Regions from separate parts of the Homo sapiens genome. Here all the other regions are linked to region 3. Evidence: chromatin contacts called from ENCODE Hi-C or POLR2A ChIA-PET data. All regions are on one chromosome and are shown on one strand. Each heading gives the region's core, a stretch centred on a gene start or an enhancer-like site at or near the end of the contact. The rest is flanking DNA. Distances are from core to core; before and after follow the strand shown. Region 1 has its middle 34 kb from the start of TMEM230. Region 2 overlaps GPCPD1 (glycerophosphocholine phosphodiesterase 1). Region 3 holds the start of PANK2 (pantothenate kinase 2). Region 4 holds the start of PTPRA (protein tyrosine phosphatase receptor type A).

Region 1 (3,214 bases), core at 88-2,587, 1.2 Mb after region 3:
AAAACAAAACAAAAACCAAACATTTACTGAGTCCCAGCTATCTGACAGGCTATCCTAAATGTTGAGGTTACACAGTGACCAAAATAGACAAAAATCTGGTCCTTGGCCTGGTGTGGTGGCTGACGCCTGTAATCCCAACATTTTGGGAGGTGGGTGGATCACCTGAGGTCAGGAGTTCCAGACCAGCCTGGTCAACATGGCAAAATCCCGTCTCTACTAAAAATACAAAAATTAACTGGGCATGGTGGCGCACACCTGTAATCCCAGCACTTTGGGGGGCTGAGGTGGGTGGATCACTTGAGGTCAGGAGTTCAAGACCAGCTTGACCAATATGGTGAAACTCCATCTCTACTGAAAATACAAAAATTAGCAGGGTGTGGTGGCAGGCGCCTGTAGTCCCAGCTACTTGGGTAGTTGAGGCAGGAGAATCACTTGAACCTGGGAGGCAGAGGTTGCAGTGAGCTGAGATTGCAACAGCGCACTCCAACCTGGGCAAGAGAGCAAGACTCAACTAAAAAAAAAAAAATCTGTGCCCTTGTGGATTCCATCTTACTAGGGGAAATACTTGTAAGTAAGATAAATTTGTGAAATATATACTATGATGGTAGTGAGTATTAAGGAGAAAAATGAATCAGGATCAGAGATAAGTAGCATGGGGCCTGGGGGCTTAGCTTCACTGAGGTGATATTTGTATCAACACTTCATGAATGACACACAGACATCAACCTCACTGCCCCATGGAAGTATAATCTGAGGCAGAGCAGTAGAAACTGGCTCAGGAGAAAAGGGAGGATGCAGACATGTCAATTAGACACAGCCAAAGATGCTTCATGATTTCCTGGGTGTGTGACCTGTGTAGACGCCCAGGGACCCATGCTTAGAGGGACTCTGTGCTTGATTTAATGCTCTGCTGTCACCCTCTTGAAGTTTTTAATCAGTTTTTAAACAAGGGACTGCGCATTTTCATTTGGCACTGGGCCCCACAAGTTACAAGTTATGTAGCCGGTCCTTCACTCTGTTGAATAAACAATGGCTTCTCCCTATCACCCTCTTTGGAAGCACAGATACTCCCAGCAAATGCTAATCATTCATGTTTCTAATTTCCTGGGGTGACTTGTTTTTCCTCTAACAGGTGTGAAGTATGAGATAGAGACTGTATCATCCAGGGTAGGCTGGGATATGCTGCATGACAGAAACCCCCAAATCTAGTGGCTTAACACAACAAAGGTGTACTTCACTCTCGCACTTTGTGTTCATTATGGGTCAACGCGGGGCTCTGTTGTGCATCACGATCACTCTAGGACCGTGGCAGAGGGAAAGTGAAACTGGCGGTTAGAGCCGCTACTCAGAAATGACACATATTGCTTGAACTCACATTTCCTCGCCAAGGCAAGTCATGTGGCGACGCCCTCCTTTAAGAGATGAGGAAGTTCAATCCAAACATGAGCCCACAGAACTGGGCCACTTGTCTTTTGGTGTGTTTTTTTGAGACACAGACTCTTGCTCTGTTGCCCAGGCTGGACTGCAGTGGTGTGATCATGGTTCCCTGCAGCCTCAACCTCCTGGCCTCGAGCAATCCTCCTGCCTCAGCCTTCCAAGTAGCTGGGACTACAAGCATGCACCAATGGGCCCAGCCTACATTTGTTAATTAGTTATTCCAACACTATTTATTAAACAAGCTATCCTTTCTCTGGTGATTTTAATTGCCCATTTATCACATACAAAATTTTGCTGATATTTGTGACTCTTTTTGCATAGTGTTTCTGTTCCATTGATTTTTCTTTCAATGCCTATGCAGAATCACCCTGTTTTAATTTCTGTAGGTTTATAATGCCATTTTATTTTATTGTTTTAGAGACAGGGTCTTGCCATGTTGCCCAGGCTGGCCTTGATCTCCTGGGTTCAAGGAATCCTCCTGCCTCAGCCTTCTGAGTAGCGGGACTACAGGCACAAGACAGCATGCCTGATTTGTAATGTCATTTAATATCAAAGAGGTTAAGTATTCTCAAGTTTCCCCTTTGACTTTTCCTTGGCTATTATATTAATCTTTTATTTCTAGATAGATTTCAGAACCACTTTGTTGAATTCCCCCACTCCTTCTATGTGATTTTGATTAGAATGGAATTGCATTTGTAGATGAATTTGCATTTCTTTATAATATTGAGACTTTAGGTTTTTGTTTTGTTTTTAGAGACAGCTTGCTCTGTCACCGAGGCTGGAGTGCAATGGCACAATCATAGATCACTACAGCCTCCAACTCCTGAGCTCAAGTCATCTTCCCACCTCAGCTGGGACTACAGGTGCATGCCACTGCACCCAGCTTTTACTAGTGTAATGAAATAATCTTTCCATCTCCTGGGAGAATGGTCACTCACGACTGAAATTCACTGAAATTTTTAAAAAAGAAGAAAAAAAAATTGGAAAGCCTTATTTTCTCTCTCTCCTTTCTTTTTTGAGACAGGGTCTTGCTCTGTTGTCCAGGCTGGAGTGCAGAGGTGCGATCCTGGCTCACTGCAACCTCTGCCTCCCAGGCTGAGGTGATCCTCCTGCCTCAGCTTCCCGAGTAGCTGGGACTACAGGTATGCACCCCCATACCTGGCTAACTTTTGTATTTTTAGTTTAAAAAACTGCATAGTTTTTGTTTGTTTGAAAAAAATCATTACATCTTACTGAGATACTTAAGAAGATTATTTTATAAAACTAATAAAAGCTGGGTTACTATCTTCAGTAACTTTCTATTAATTTGATCTTCAAGTATTTTGTTTTATAGTTATTGTGAATGAGACAATGTTCCTAAATGTTATTCTAGTAGAGTAGAAGTTCTCTCAATTTTGATATTATTTGTAATCATCTATCCTGCTGCTAAGCTCTCTTATTAGTGCAAACAGCTTTTTGAAAAAATCTCTGTGTCCTTAATGTAGACGCCGGAAAATAAAGAAGAAAAATCCTCTTGGTTTTTGTAAGTTGCAATTAATGTGTTCACAAATTATGATTAGTTGCTCATCTTTGTTTCTTTCCTTTTTCTTTTTGTACCAGTTTCATACTTCTCATTTCTACAGCAAGACTGAAAGTTGCTGTGTTAACTGATACAATTTAATTTCTACTGTCTTCTGTGACCCCATGACTGCTTCTCTCCAGCCTGGCAGCAGCTAGCGTGTTCAGTGCCTACTGGCTTAGGGAAGGAATGACACAGCAGAATGTAGAAAAAGGAAGT
Region 2 (3,040 bases), core at 304-2,803, 1.7 Mb after region 3:
ATCCCAAAATAATGAATTGTGAACAGGCAAATTTAGAATAGATATGCCAAAGGCCTCCAGAAAAGATAGGGGTCTTATCAATAACATCTTTGAAAAAATCTAAAAGGAATCAATTAAATTTTGATCAGAGTTAACACAGCCACTAAGAGATGGCTGCTGTGAAATAATTTTTTTAATTACTCACTTAAAACAGGCTATATACTTCTCTAAATGTATTTACATCACATAAGGATTAAAAAACAAAACCAAAAGTAAAAGCTCTGCAAGTGGTTCCTAACTAGTTTACAAAAGTTACCGAAAATGCACACTTACAGAGAACACATTAAAACCAATTTCATAAGAATACTGCAGAACATACTTACTATGTCTTTTTAAAATTCCATGGCAGACATCATCTGCCTCTGAAGTGGCTACTTCCTTGGTTTTGGTAAATTTTATTAATCAAGAGTTCTATTCCTTATTTGACCAAAGCAAATGCATTTTACTTTGAACGTGTTCAAACTTAAGTGAGTTGCTTTTGAAGGAAGTGCTAAAGGAATTGGAAACTAGATAAAGAAAACATACCTTTGGTTCTAAAAAGTACCCTTTGAAGTAGCGATACTGAACTGATACTCCTCTACTGAGTACAATGGTTGCTTTCCATAGCATGCTGTGAAGAAAGAAAATTAAAAGCAGCAGCATCAATATCAAACTACAGTGCATAAAGACTTCTTAATTCACAAAACTCCTCAAATAAAACGTATGACCAATATCACTTATTTATTCCTACACAAAATTTTACAGGCCTACTCTGTAGCAGGCAATGGGAACACAGGGGTATATACTGCAGAAAGAGCCTTATCTTCAAAGAGCTTCCTTTGCTGTGTGGGTAGACAGAAAAATAACCAAAGAAGATAGACAGAACGAAGTTCTGGAGGAGGCTTTTAAAAGGAAGGAAGGTTTTAATGAGGAAGCGCTGTCTGAGCTCAGGTCTAAATGATGAGAAGGAACCAGCCATATAAAGAGCCAGGATAAGTTTCCAAACAGAAAATTCAAGTTGTACAAAAGTGGAAGCCAGAGTCAGAATCTTCTGTGACTTCCCACTTAGCGAGGGATGTTACATGGCTGATAAGAGACTTTGGGTCGCAGCTTTTGTGTCACAAATGAGAGATAAACATGAGTTACACTCCTATTCTTGACTATCCGTTATTCTAAGCTGTCCTACCCAGGCTCTGGCTATTCCTCAGACAAGCAGTCAGAACCTGTATCTTGTTTCAGGCCAATGTCTTTCTCTGAACTATGTTATTCTAACAGAAACTAAAGATTTGACTCAACAGCTGCCTTAAGGTCAAGAATTCACTACAATTCATTACTGTAACTGAGTTTTAGCTTCAAATAATAAACTAGTGCTATCCACAGCATGGTCCCAGACCATCATTAGTAGCTGGGAGCTTCTTAGAAATGCAAATTCTCAGGCCCTACCCAGACTTATTGAATTAGGAACTCTGGGGGTGGGGGCCCAGTAACCTGTATTTTAACAAGCCTCCAGGTAACTTTTTTTTTTTTGAGACGGAGTCTTGCTCTGTCACCCAGAGTGAAGTGCAGTGGCGCGATCTCAGCTCACTGCAAGCTCCGCCTCCCGGGTTCATGCTATTCTCCCACCTCAGCGTCCCCAGTAGCTGGGACTACAGGCACCCGCCACCACGCCTGGCTAACTTTGTTTTTTTATTTTTAGTAGAGACGGGTTTCACCGCATTAGCCAGGATGGTTTCGATCTCCTGACCTCATGATCCAACCGCCTCGGCCTCCCAAAGTGCTGGGATTACAGGCATGAGCCACCAGGCCCGGCCGCCTCCAGGTAACTTTTATAAACACTTTGAGAACCCCTGTCATAGACCATTAACCAAACGTTAATTCAGCATGAGTAGTTTAGCCCTACCTGGCTCTGCTAAGACAGGTTTTAGGGCATTGTCCTTACTCTGATACAAGCTTAGCTCCTAAAATAAATACAGATATAGCTCATTGTATTGCACTTTATTATACTTCACAGATACTGTGTTTTTTACAAATTGAAGGTCTGTGGCAAACTTGAGTCGAGCAAGTCTATCAGTGCCATTTTCCCAACAACATGTGCTTACTTCGTGTCTATGTCACAGTTTGGCAAATCTCATAATGTTTCAAACTTTTTTGTTATTATTATATCTGTTATGGTGATTGCATGCTACAGAAAAATCTTTCATGAAAGGAACAGTTAATCAATGTAGTAAACTTCACTGTCTTATTTTAAGAAATTGACACTGTCCTTCAACCTTCAGCAACCACGACTCTGATCAGTTAGCAGCCATCAACATTGAGACAAAACTCTCCACCAGCAAAAAGATTGCAATTCACTAAAGGCTCAAATGATTGTATCATTTTTTAGCAATAAAGTATTTTTTAATTAAGGTATGTACATTTTTAAAAATCACTGCTTTAAACAAACCAACATGGAACATGTATATATATGTAACAAACCTGCACGTTCTGCACATGTACCCTAGAACTTAAAGTATAATAATAAAAAATAAATAAATAATAAATAAGTAAAAATCACTGCTTTAAAGCAAGAATAGCAAATGCTGCCAGGCGTGGTGGCTCACGCCTGTAATCCCAACTCTTTGGGAGGCTGAGGTGGGCGGATCATGAGGTCAGGAGTTCAAGACCAGCCTGACCAACATTATGAAACCACATTTCTACAAAAAATATAAAAATTAGCCAGGCGAGATGGCACAAGCCTGTAATCCCAGCTACTCAGGAGGCTGAGGCAGGCGAATCACTTGAACCTGGGAGGCTGAGGTTGCAGTGAGCCCAGATCGCGCCACTGTACTCCAGCCTGGGTGACAGAGTGAGATTCCATCTCAAAACAAAAACAAAAACAAAAACAAAAAAAGAATAGCAAATGCTTGACACATGTTCCCTATTTTTCCCCAATAAGCCTCAGAATCCTTTTCAACAGAGGTTTCCAGGTGGACTCTTCCAATTAAGAATAGAAAGTTGCCATTTCTGCTACCCCAAAAAGAAA
Region 3 (3,266 bases), core at 759-3,258:
GCTCACTGCAACCTCCGCCTACCGGATTCAAGTGACTCTCCTGCCTCAGCCTCCCAAGTAGCTGGGATTACAGGTGCCCACCACCACGCCCAACTAATTTTTGTGTTTGTTTTTTTTAGTAGAGACGGGGTTTCCCTGTGTTGGCCAGGCTGGTCTCGGACTCCTGACCTTGTGATTCGCACGCCTCGGCCTCCCAAAGTGCTGGGATTACAGGAGTTGAGCCACTGCGCCCGGCCGCTTTCTTTTGGTTATCATAAGGCGGGCAGTAGCTGAACTTCTCAGGAGTCCAAGCTCTGTCATTCTTTAGGCTTTGTGCTTCTGGATAAGTTACCTCATCATCCAAATGTTACTGCAAGGACTAAGTGAGATGTAGAGGCAGTGGGCAAATTGTGTAAAAATACTACTGTTTCAAGTGTTTTGATGTTGGAGTTCATCTTGCCAGCCAAGGGATGATGATACTTTGATTCTTCAGGATGATCAGAGCTCAGACTTGGACGGAAGCTCCCTCAGGTCAAGGAGGACCACATTTTTTGGGGGGTGGAGAGAGGAGGCAGAAAGAGAGGCAATGTCAGGCACTGAGATTTAGAAGAGTAGCTATAGCTGTTTTTGGTTCTTGTAGATCCGTCTGTGTTGGCTTCCTACAGGAGCTAGAATTTTCAGAGCTAGTCCTACAGTGAGGGGAGCTAACGTGGAGTGGGCGTGAGAATTCTATTCAGCAAGCACAAGCGAAGCTCAACCTTTTTGTTCAGCCTGCTACAACCAATCATTATGGGAGAGGGGAATAAGGATCACTGCCCAAGGGGCATTAGGATCACTGCCCAGTGGGCATTACAGTCTCCCCAGGGAGGCACTCTTTTTTATTTTTTATTTTTTTTGAGACGGAGTTTCGCTCTTGTTGCACAATGTTGGGTCACTGCAGCCTCCGCCACCCGGGTTCAAGCAATTTTCCTGCCTCAGCTTCCCAAGTAGCTGGGATTATAGGCATGGGCCACCACGCCCCGCTAATACGGAGGCACTTTTAATTAGCCCACAGTCCAGTGAAATTTGACGGAGTGAGGAAGTGACCTCAGAGTACAGAACGGGATGGGATCCTTCCGGGCTTGGGCAGCCTTTGGTAGTGGGGATGCTTGGAAGGGTCAGGGTCTCAGTCCTGGAGGTGACCAATTTTTCTCTCCAAAAGAGAAAGGAAGATGATTAAAAAAAAAATCCATGCTCCAAAGCGGCAGCCAAATCCTTCTATGGCCCCCAATGCATCACCCAGAAAGGGGCTCCAGACTCTCCTGCAAAAGGCCAACTCTACTTCCCGGCTCCCACTTCCCCTCCTTCGCCACAGGAGGGTGGCGAAGGATTTATAACCCACCTCTTTCTTTCAGTTGCCATGGAGACAAGCCCCAGTCCTTTCATTCCTTCTGGTACCTCTCTCTCCAACGCAGGCGGAAAGGAGGCGGCTTAGCCCAAACATGCTGGGGGAGGGGCTGGCGGCCTCGACGGCAGCTGCGGAACTAGGCCGAGGGACAAAGGCTAAGGTCAGCCGCGGTTCAAGCCCTTTCGTCTGCCGACGACCAGCGGCCAGACGCTGCGGGAGCACTGCTGGGCTGGAGGAGGGCTCGAGCTGCGAGGACGGCACGGAGCAGCGGGGTGGGACTCGGGGTCGCCCCAGGAGAGTTCCGCGGCCCGGGGGGGCAGAGGCATGCACAAGTGGGGGGCGGAAGGAGGGGGTGGATGAGGAGGCTCGGGCCCTTCCACCCACGCGTCCATTGGGCGGCGCCGCCATCACTCTCTTCTGGGCTACACCGCCTTCTCTTCCTCCGCGGAACCCGGATCCCCTCCTCCACCACCCTCTCCCCGCCCCGTCACGATAGCCTCTCATTGGACGGAGGCACGGTCAATCCTCCTCGAGTTAGGGAGCCGACTGGACGCGAGGCCTTTGGGCCGTCCCCAGCCTCGTCGGATTGGCTTCCTGCGCGTTGGCGCAACGGAAGAGGCGGCCGGCCGAGGGCGCGCCTCTGCTCTGGCTGGACTGCCGCGGAGGAGGCGAGAAGGAATCCGACGCTGGGGGGCTTGCTCGGGCGGCAGCGACTGCTGCTGCGGATGGGAGGGGGCCGGCTCGGCGCGCCCATGGAGCGCCACGGCAGGGCTTCCGCCACCTCCGTCTCGTCGGCTGGGGAGCAGGCGGCCGGGGACCCCGAAGGGCGGCGGCAGGAGCCACTGCGGCGCCGGGCGAGCAGCGCGTCGGTGCCCGCGGTCGGGGCCTCGGCTGAGGGCACGAGGCGGGATCGACTGGGCTCTTACAGCGGCCCCACCTCGGTCTCCCGCCAGCGCGTCGAAAGCCTGAGGAAAAAGCGGCCGCGTAAGTGTTCCGTGGGGCGCCCTCCCGGCCCGCCCTGCCCCCCCTTCCGGCCCACCCTGTCCCCTTCCGGCCCCGCCGCCGTTTTTCCCGCGCGCGGACACTGTCCCCGCACGGTGGTCCCTCGTTGGTGCGTGGCCTGACATCCGGCTGGAGGCCTCGGGTGCTCCGAAAGCGGTACCTTCGGGGGCCCCCCCGCACCCATTGGTATGCACTTCCCGCTTGTTGGAGTGGAGGGCTTTTCCCCAGGACCTGTCCTCCCTTTTCTTAGCTCCTTGGGCATTCTCTTCCTGAGGGTCACATGATTTTATCCTCGAGAAGGCTTCTTTTGACTCATTTCCACCTCCTTTCCTCCCAAATCCTTTGAATCCCCAATGTTTGTTTTCCGTGGGTTTCCAAAGAGCTGCTCTCTAATACTTTAAGTCCCTTTTATTCGTCAATTTCGGGCTTACTGGAAAATGGTGAACTGCCCCTTGAGTTGCACCAGGCCTGAAACTGTATTCCGTGCACCTCTAAGGTGGCTGCCCTTCTTCTCGTGAGAATCCAGGTCATCTCTCACCCACATATCCCCTCCGTTTTCCTTCTGTCTATTTGCAGGTACTCACGATTCAGAACTGTGGCATTCTGGGCATTAAGGCTCTTTGTTTTGAGGGGAAACAACATCTTTCTGAATTTTGCCTTGGGAGTTGCATACGCTCCTCCCAGAGAATCCGTTTCCCCATTTTATTAGGTTTCTTTTTCTGTGTTGTGTATTTTCTCCCCTTTACAAGTCTTCAATTCAGGACCGCTGCCTGGCAGCCATTGCTGCTGTTGAAAGTATCAATTGTCCTGATACTGTAATATGAGCTTTACAGTGTGATGCCATTTTACATATGGTTGGACTTTTTGGTGGGTGTTGCCAGATTCCTATTTCAGGAAA
Region 4 (2,954 bases), core at 38-2,537, 1.0 Mb before region 3:
GTGGTGGGGACCGGAGATGGTAGGACTGGAGATGGTGGGGGCTGCTGGGAGCCCCTTTTGCGCCGCAGTGTTTCCTGCCATGAAGAGTTGCCGCCGGTCACAACCCTTCCCCGGGGGCGCCCCGAATGTGGGACTCCTTCCGGCCTGGGGTGCGTGAGGGGGACTCAGGGGTTGCCCGGTCTGGAGGAGAGACTCGCCGCCACCTACCCCGGGAACCGCAGACTCTGGGTCTGGGATAAAGCGTCCCCTACCCGCAAGCTCGGTTTGTGCGCTACTGTGCAATCTGTCTTTTGCCTGCAGACGCCCAGCCGCTCGCCCTGCGCGGGTCTCGGAATGTCCAGGGGTCCCTACTGGGGATCACAACCCGGCGAAATGTCGCATTTGCCACCACCTATCTCGACTGCGTAATCGGCTTTCAGCCGCAGACGCTCAGGTCCTGCAGCACCCGCGGGGATCCGTGTAGGAACCTGCTGCCGCTGGATGGACTGAGCGATTGCTTCGCGGGTGTCACGCACCAGACGCCGTGCCGGGAGCGCCGGGAAGGGGGTACGCGCCCCAACCCCGGCCGGGGGAGGGCGCACTCTGGCTCCTCTCTGCGTTTTGAGCCTCCCCTCCCCCGCCAGGCGTATCGCAAAAGGCACCTCCATCGCAGAGCACCATGTGTTGTGCTTCTACTCAGCTCGGTGGCGAGCGGGGCCCCAGCATGCGCATCTGGAAAGCGGGGGAGATTACCCTGGAGCTCGGGTGGGGACGGCGTGGGCTGACTTGATATAAGACGACACCCACGGAGCCAGATCCGTTCTAGGGACTTGGCAGGTTCCTCTCCCTCCCCAGTGAGATCCGTCGTTCTTTGCAGCAATTAGGGGAGGGAAAAAAAAGACCCACAGTATCACGTTTGGAGAGGGTTAGGAAGATGGCTCTCGAGTTGCAGGCCGCCCTGGTGGCTAGACATTGGTGTAGTTTGTGCCTGGCCTCGGTTTCCTGATCTGTAAACTGGGAAGAAGGCCCAAGTCATGAGGCCTGTGACTGTAGAATGGCTGAAGGCACTGGTGCACTCGCAGCCGGTCCTTCCGGGGTCCAGCTTCCCGAAGGACTGGGCAGCCCCGGGGCGAACCCCTCTGGAGCTACCAGGAGAACGTGCGACCGGGTTCGGCGCCCCAGCCGGCAAGTGAGCGCCCAGCGGAGCGCAAGGGCGGGGCCCGCGCGGGCCGGAGACGCCCGTTCGCTGTCGGCCAACCAGCGCCTGTCTCTGAACAGCCAATGAACACGCGTCTTACAGCCAAGGCCGGGTCGGGAGCGAGGCTGCGGCGAGTGCGGCGCTGACAGAGACGCGCGCGCGCGCGATCGCGCTCGGACCCCGGCCGCTGCCGCCATCACTGTCGCCCGCCCAGTCGCCCCTCAGCCGCTTCCCCTCGCCATGGAGGCGAGGCCGCCGCCGCCGCCGCGGGGCTCGGAGCCGCGGGCCGGGCGGCGGCCCTGAGGGCTAGTGGCGGCCCGAAACGCCGCCGCGGAGCCGAGGCGGAGCCGCTGTCCTCGTCCCCAGCGGTCCCGCCCAACGCCCGACTCTGTGAGTGTTCGCGGCCGCTGCGCCCGGGTGGGCTCCGGAAGGGGGAGCGGCTCCCGGGGGCGGTGGGAGGGGTCCCGGGCCACAGCCCAGAGCCCGGAGCCCGAAGCCCTAAGCCATCTTTTCCGGGTAGAAGCCTGCGGGCGCCTGCAGGTTGATTGTGCATCCTTGCGGGTCCGTCGCGGGGAGGGGGTCCCCGGAAACGTGCCGGCCCGAGTGCCGACCCCTCGCGACTGCCCAGGAACTTTGCATGCGTCCTTCTGGGACCAGGCCAGGGCACTGCCAGAGTTGATTCTCAGAGAAGAAACTTAGAACGGCGAGAACAGAATTTGCTCAGGTCCATTTAATGGGAGGAAAGAGGAAAACTCTTGGCATGAGAAAATTTGCTTTTGCAGTGACCAACTTTTCTTTCCCTTCAAGTCCACCTCCCTCGGTCCCCCGGCCCGTCTCCCAGGCCCCTCTCCTTGCCGCCCTCTCCCAACTGTTGAGGCTGTTTAAGAAGGGAAATAAGGGCTGAGAGCTGCCCAGAATTCAGAATAGGCCAATTGAGAACGCAGGTCCCCTCCCTTTTTACTTTCGGTAAATAAAAAATTTTTTTTGAAAAAATTAGTTACTAATTATATCTCCTGAAGATTAAAAAAAAAAAATAGCAGAGCAGAGTCCTGTCTTGAGGGTTTCGTTTTTATTTTTGAGATCACTGATGATATTTGTAAGACAGGAAAAGAAGAATGTGCAAATCCACCCTCTGCAGGGTGAACGCCATCAGAAGCCTTTGCTCAGGAGAGGGATTCCGGCTCTAGAACCAGTCCACATCACCCTGGAGATGGCTTCGTTTGCCACCTGCTAGCTGTGCAGGCAGCCTGAGAAACAGAAGATGGTGGGCGAGAGGAGGACTGACTAGGAAAGGGCGAACATCTTCCTGCCTGGCCACTCCTTTCAGAAACAGATCTGATGCTGTCACTTGTTTACTTAAAAACTCCCTCGCTTTTCTTTTTCCCATGGGATGAATGAAGCCTAAAATGCCTTATCAGGTCATACAAAGCCCTTGACAATCTTGCCTCAATTTACTCCTTTACTTTTAGCCTAATCGGATCCTCCAATTCTCCTTCCCCTCATCCCGCTTGCTGGCTAGTATTCAGAGCTGCTTGACTGCCCCCTCACATGTTGGGATGTTTTTGTTTTATGTGATCCTCTTTCTTCCCCACCTTTACCTGCCAAGCTCCACTTTTTCTTTTAAAGTTCTTCTCATTTGAGAAGCTTCTTGCGGGCAGGAGCTGTGTCTTGCCCACCTTTCTATCTCCCGTGGTGGGAGAATCCTCCAAGTTGTCTTGTAGATTCTTTCCAATCTCTTCTCTCTTATGCCTAGGCTCTGTTTATTTCCCGGTATCCA

Evidence for each region. Hi-C counts contacts between places; a loop is a spot of excess contacts on that map. ChIA-PET counts read pairs that join two places held with the same protein, here RNA polymerase II (POLR2A). Pooled maps may share reads with other maps.
Region 1: a pooled map shows a loop between it and region 3 (5-fold over the local background). The contact joins the enhancer-like site here to the promoter of PANK2 in region 3. A Hi-C loop is called at or near these places in 1 of 50 pooled maps. POLR2A ChIA-PET finds 5 or more read pairs at or near these places in 3 of 52 experiments (GM12878, activated CD4-positive, alpha-beta T cell and activated T-cell).
Region 2: a loop to region 3 is called in a pooled map, with 2.4 times the contacts of the local background. The contact joins the enhancer-like site here to the promoter of PANK2 in region 3. A Hi-C loop is called at or near these places in 4 of 50 pooled maps. POLR2A ChIA-PET finds 5 or more read pairs at or near these places in 2 of 52 experiments (HepG2 and OCI-LY7).
Region 4: a map of sigmoid colon shows a loop between it and region 3 (9-fold over the local background). The contact joins the promoter of PTPRA here to the promoter of PANK2 in region 3. A Hi-C loop is called at or near these places in 1 of 168 maps with a recorded cell type or tissue (sigmoid colon) and 4 of 50 pooled maps. POLR2A ChIA-PET finds 5 or more read pairs at or near these places in 1 of 52 experiments (activated B cell).

Annotation. Positions count from the first base shown.
Region 1 is chr20:5,077,319-5,080,532 of GRCh38, forward strand. It overlaps a transcript of TMEM230 not described here. Among named protein-coding and RNA genes, the nearest start is that of TMEM230, 34 kb to the right of the region's middle. RefSeq lists enhancers at 1,599-1,668, 3,174-3,214. Within about 2 kb of position 1,338, at least 23 of the 41 ENCODE cell types and tissues checked have a DNase peak (open chromatin) inside an H3K27ac peak, as active enhancers do.
Region 2 is chr20:5,592,763-5,595,802 of GRCh38, forward strand. It overlaps GPCPD1 (glycerophosphocholine phosphodiesterase 1), which reads right to left. Exons shown (of 20, transcript NM_019593.5): 4 at 565-649. Among named protein-coding and RNA genes, the nearest start is that of GPCPD1, 17 kb to the right of the region's middle. RefSeq lists a silencer at 461-755. Within about 2 kb of position 1,554, at least 5 of the 41 ENCODE cell types and tissues checked have a DNase peak (open chromatin) inside an H3K27ac peak, as active enhancers do; they include OCI-LY7, where a contact is called at or near this core.
Region 3 is chr20:3,887,379-3,890,644 of GRCh38, forward strand. PANK2 (pantothenate kinase 2) reads left to right here and starts at 2,009. Exons shown (of 7, transcript NM_001386393.1): 1 at 2,009-2,350. The coding sequence starts at 2,053. It overlaps PANK2-AS1 (PANK2 antisense RNA 1), which reads right to left and starts at 1,795. Exons shown (of 2, transcript XR_001754478.3): 1 at 1,361-1,795; 2 at 1-1,171. RefSeq lists an enhancer at 1,084-1,635 and silencers at 1,644-1,703, 1,894-2,393.
Region 4 is chr20:2,872,194-2,875,147 of GRCh38, forward strand. It overlaps PTPRA (protein tyrosine phosphatase receptor type A), which reads left to right and starts at 1,288. Exons shown (of 24, transcript NM_001385305.1): 1 at 1,288-1,567. RefSeq lists enhancers at 1-35, 36-665, 666-1,297, 1,298-1,927 and silencers at 412-551, 1,172-1,241, 1,422-1,471, 1,482-1,761.